Regions from separate parts of the Homo sapiens genome. Here region 1 is linked to region 2. Evidence: chromatin contacts called from ENCODE Hi-C or POLR2A ChIA-PET data. All regions are on one chromosome and are shown on one strand. Each heading gives the region's core, a stretch centred on a gene start or an enhancer-like site at or near the end of the contact. The rest is flanking DNA. Distances are from core to core; before and after follow the strand shown.

Region 1 (2,700 bases), core at 70-2,569, 1.1 Mb after region 2:
AAATAGAGCTGATAAACTCTGGCAGATAATTACATTCTTGCCTTCACAAGAGGATCTAGCTGCCACCATGATGAAGTGTCCTATGAAAGAGAAAGGCAAAAATGTCCTTCTCCGCATTATATATTAACCGTTGCCAAATTTGGAAGAAAAAAAGACATTAAGCATATTTTTGTGTGAAAAATTCAGTATAAATTCCACCACTCAACTGAAATCTTAGCTCATGATGGAGTTACCCATTTGTGCAATGAATGCTGACCTGGACTTTCCAATTATAACTCAGCCACATTGAAATATACGGCAAAGCCTGGGTAGGCTTAGGCAATAGAGAGCTGGGGTTCAGATTCATGCCTTGGAAACATGCTCTCTCAGCTGTGGGAAAAGAAGACCTCATCTCCAGGTTATTGTTGCCTCGTGAATGTTTTAGTACTAATTTAAATTTGGAAGTTTTCTTTCTTGTACATCTGAAGGTAAAAACAAGAGAATATTCTTTCCCACTGACTGAGTGAAAACTCAGAAAATACAAGTACAAACTCCAAAAAAAGGATTGTCGCAAAGAAAATCCTTATTACTGCCTCCAGCATCCCTACACAATGGGGAAAAAGGAGAGCGTGCCCCTCGCCTAGAAAATAGCTAAGAGTTATAAATCTTAGCACTCCAGGAAAGGGAAGGGGAATGACTCAAGTATTATGATACAAATGCTAATGATAACAATACAAATAGCTAACATAGACTGAGCATGTACCCTATGCCAGACATTGTTTTAAGTGCTTTATATTGATAAACTTTTTAATCCTCAAAATAACTCTAGGTACTACTTCCTGACTTAACAGGTAAGAAAGATGGGCACATCTTTTAATCAAATTGCTAAGTGACACAGCAACTGAGAGTGAAAGGCAGAATTTAAACTCAGGGACTTTACCTAGATCCCACGATGTGAGCCCTTGAGGAGTCCCAGGTCCTTCTTATGTTTGAGGGGAGGGCAACAGGTTTGTTAGTTCCTGGTCTGACTGCATGTTCTGCTCTGCCAGAGTGGTTGCTGGGAACAGTCATAGCTCTTAAAATCAGCCTGGCTTTTGCAGAGGAAGCCACGTGTGCAAATCATACACACATTTTCTCAATTTACATCACTAAACACCAACCACCACCTTTTATTTCAGTAAAGCATTTGCACCAGTGTTGAGACTCCAGCACTGTTTTAGTCAGGGTAAGTCGTTGCAGCTGCTATAAAAAGCTTTGTTTGAGGGGAGTTTTCTTTGCTGTAAAAATCTCAGTGGCCTAATGTGATGAAATCTTACTTCTTGCTCTTGTTCCTGTCTGATGCAGCTTGTCAAGGGGGCCCTGCCCCCATCAATTCATTAGAGAACCTAGTTTACTTCCATTTTCAACACAAGGCTTTTTATTATCATCTAGCAGGTAGATGAAAAAAGAGAGAGAGAATAGAGGATCTCAAGAGAGGCTGTTAGAGGCCAGGCACATGGCTTCTGCCAACAAATCATTAGTCAGAATGTTAAGAGGTTAGGAAATGTGGAAAAAAGGACAATCATGGTGAATTTGTGAGCACTGGCCTTCTCTGCTAAAAAATAAACCAAAACCAAAAACAAAAAACCAACTAATTTTATGCACTGTATTTACATGGGAGGCTTCAAATAATTTAGGACATCAAACATCAAAGGGACAAAGTATCATTTCTTTGGTCCCTGGGAAGGAAAGGGTAAAGTTCTCATTACAGAGTAGCATAACAGACTGCAATCCACTCCTATCCTCTGGGTAACACTGTGATCAGCTTGTAAACCTGGCTCTTGGCTTACTTTTGACTTCCTCTTCAAGCTCTGGTGTCAATCCCTTAAATTCTGTCAATGAAATGATCCCACCACAGCTTTCTCCACCACTAAGACACTCATGTTCCTACTGTAGACTGTCTTTTTTTGGTCTCATTGATGTTATCTTAGCAAAATGTACTGCTATTAGCTGCTCAGATTTTTTTAAATTTTATTTTATTAAAAATAAAATCGACTAATTTTTTCAGATACATTTAGCACTATATAAACTACAGAAACATGAAAATTTAAAATACTCTGAAATCATTATTTTCAATATTTGTGCTGAGTAATATAAACTAGCTCCAAACCATCAGAAAAATGCTCTGAAGTTAGGAAACTATGAGCATGTTAGGACAGCAAAATGACTTATAATGGGTGGCTCACTTCATTAAAGCATTTAGCATTTCTTATTGTGTTTGCTTTGGAAGCATCCACCTTGCTTTCATGATAATAGAAACACATAGCTGATCATCAATGATTAGTCAAGGGTCAAGGTTAAAAATTTAGACTCTGGAGACAGACTACTGGATTTTATTAACTGTGTGTCTTTGGGCAAGTTCCTCAACCTCTTCGTGCCTCAGTCTTCTCAACCATAAAATGAAGATAATAATAGTATCTATCCCATTAGAGTTGATTAAAAAGAGTAAATCAATTTAATCCTCATGATAACCTTGTGAGATAGCTACTATTACTTTGTATTGATACACGTAAAAACATGTAGAGTAGTGCTTGGCACATATTGAGTAATCAATACATATTAGCCATGATCATCATTAGCATCATCGATATTATTTTTGTCACCCTCCCAATCAAAAAATAATTTTTTCAGTTTTCACATAAAAACTATTTATTTTTGTTTCAAAATAGTTGAATACTATAA
Region 2 (2,700 bases), core at 32-2,531:
TAAGATAGTAAACATAACCAACCGACATGGTAGTTAGGGTCATGCTGACTGCAAGTTTGCCTCACCTTTTGTAAGTAAGCACAGAGCCATGGATGAGTTATGCTGAGGAACTGGGTTGCAGGAACTTCTATTTACCCACAAGATAGTTTAAAACATTCAAACTGAAGTTACAATCCCCATGCTCTCTTCCTCAACGAACAGACATTCTTCTAGTGGAGACGCCAACCTGATTCCATCCAAAGCCAGTCTCATTCCTAGAATAGCTAACAACCACAGCTAAATATTTCCCAAGTAAACCCAGCTAAGAATAGTTCCTTATTTCGAGAGCTCTGACACAAGAAACTCAACACCCTGTTGGAGTCAGATAAGCTGAACTTTTTTCAAGAGCTTTGTCAAAGTGAGACTGAGGAGGATGGAGCCTGAGAAAAATCCAGACTGAGCCTTGTTAGACTTTCCACATCACCTATAAGGTGGTATCGAGTGAGGCTGCATTAGACTCAAAGTGCCTTTAGGCATGACTAGATGCTGAACTGACTGTCAGTGCCTTGGGCACCAAAAAGATTGACATTAACTCTGACCAACACTCACATTAAACATTCATTCTTAATATTTTGCAGTTCTTAAATGTTAGTACTGTCTGACATCTCTCCCACTTGTTCTACTAAAAGTTGCTGGAAAGCCGAAGCTCTGTTTTGCTTCTTTAAGCCAGAAAGACATGTTTATTTCTTAAGAGGTTCAATTTATGAGGGCTTATTATTAGTCCCAAAATATATTACTGGTTTGCCATTGATATGGTACTGGATCTCCTTTTCTTTCTTTTTTCTTTTTTTTTGAGACAGCGTCTTGCTCTGTTGCCCAGGCTGGAGTGCAGTGGCAGGATCTCGGCTCACTGGAACCTCCGTCTCCCGCATTCAAGTGATTCTCCTGCCTCAGCCTCTCAAGTAGCTGGGATTATAGGCATGATCCACCATGCCCAGCTGATTTTTGTATTTTTAGTAGAGACGAGGTTTCCCTGTGTTGGCCAGGCTGGTCTTAAACTCCTGACCTCAGGTGATCCGTCCGTCTCAGCCCCCTAAATTGCTGGGATTACAGGCGTGAGCCACCGCACCCGGCCTAGAACCCCTTTCTTAAGGACCCTGAGTGGGCAAGTATAAAAATCATCCCATTCTTATTAATGAGAAATAGAAGCTTAGATGAGTACTGACTCATGGTTCATATTTAGCAAATGACAGATCTGGGACAAGACCCCAGGTCTTTGGATTTCCTTTTGTCATGTTCCCATGACTCATGCCATGCCCACGTGCCTAAATGTCCAAGGCCTGCTCACCCCAGCTATTCTTATTCGTGTGTCTGTTTTAGATTGGCAAGGAAAAAAAGCTTTCTAACTTTTCTAGGAATGGGTCTCAACCCACAGCATAATATTTGAGGCAAATATCCTAATTTTCCCCAGTACCAAAAAAGATCATTTTTATATTTCTTATACAAGTCTCCATATCCATAAGCATGTCACAGTATTCTTTGACTAAGGCACTGACTCTATTGTTTCAGCATGGCTGCATTTGTTTAACATAAATGGTTTGCATTTAGACTGCCTTGCGCTTTCTTCTCCGGCCTAAAGTATTTCTTCCAAGCTAGAATGCTTTTTCTTCTTTGGCATCCATTAAAAATCATTGGCAACATGGCCACGTTCCAGAAACACTTCTGTAATGCCAACCACAGGAATTGATGTCTAAAAATAAGAATTGAAAAATAGGTTTAAGTTAATGCCCAGAAAGAAATATTGCCATGTGTCTTTACTGAAATTTGGTAAAATCCATACTAGAGAAAAGTGTGAAATACATGAAACCCTTATTGCTGCTTCCTGTAAAAACCTTGGCAGAGTAGTTAGTGAGAGCTCATCCTTTTTCATCTGTCTCTCTCCTATTAGCCACTTTTCATTCTTGACTTAAGGTTGTGTAAGTTCAGGAGAGATTCTTACTCTGTCTGGAACCCATAGCTGAGCAGGCTTCCTGGGAAGAAGCTGGGCTCCTCACTAACTAATGATGTCCCAGCTCTTGAAGTTTCTGTTTTCATTTGGCCATCATTTGTTGCTTCCTTTATGGAAATGATTAAACTCAGCAAATGATGAAACATGAAATCAAATAGTGTGGGCAGTTTAAAACTGGTTTGAAATACAGTGTGGAAACTAAAAAAAAAAATTAATATTAACTATCTGGGATCTACCTACTCCTTCCATCTAAAATTCCATTTCAGTTCATTCCATGAGAATAATTATACCCTGAAATAAACCATTCTTATTTGTCTTTTATAAGTCTTTACTCAGCTTTCCCCTATATTTTTCATCTTACTTCTGATTTTCAAACACACAGTCCAGTGATAAAGCCCTATACGCAGTCCAATCACTTATAACTCATGAAATGCATCATATGTTGCCAGTCCTTTATTTCTTCCTCTTTCCCTCCCTCCCTTCCTTTCCTTTTTCCTTTCCTTTGTGCACACAAACTATAAGAAATTCATAGGGCAGGCTGCTAGGAATTAGCAATAATTACAATGACTTTTTCTAGAAGATGTAAAAATAAAAATCAGGCTGGACCCAAAGATGAGACAATAGACACATTTAATTTGTAATAATGACTGACTTTTCTTTCTTATTGCATTTTCAAAGCTTTTTATGTGGTTGGAGAAGTGTCATGGACAGTC

Evidence for each region. Hi-C counts contacts between places; a loop is a spot of excess contacts on that map. ChIA-PET counts read pairs that join two places held with the same protein, here RNA polymerase II (POLR2A).
Region 1: a map of cardiac septum shows a loop between it and region 2 (2.4-fold over the local background). The contact joins two enhancer-like sites. A Hi-C loop is called at or near these places in 1 of 168 maps with a recorded cell type or tissue (cardiac septum). POLR2A ChIA-PET finds 5 or more read pairs at or near these places in 1 of 52 experiments (CD4-positive, alpha-beta T cell).

What each region holds. Positions count from the first base shown.
Region 1 is chr5:83,400,217-83,402,916 of GRCh38, forward strand. No RefSeq gene overlaps it. Among named protein-coding and RNA genes, the nearest start is that of VCAN, 70 kb to the right of the region's middle. Within about 2 kb of position 1,320, at least 2 of the 41 ENCODE cell types and tissues checked have a DNase peak (open chromatin) inside an H3K27ac peak, as active enhancers do.
Region 2 is chr5:82,334,735-82,337,434 of GRCh38, forward strand. No RefSeq gene overlaps it. Among named protein-coding and RNA genes, the nearest start is that of RPS23, 58 kb to the left of the region's middle. Within about 2 kb of position 1,282, at least 4 of the 41 ENCODE cell types and tissues checked have a DNase peak (open chromatin) inside an H3K27ac peak, as active enhancers do.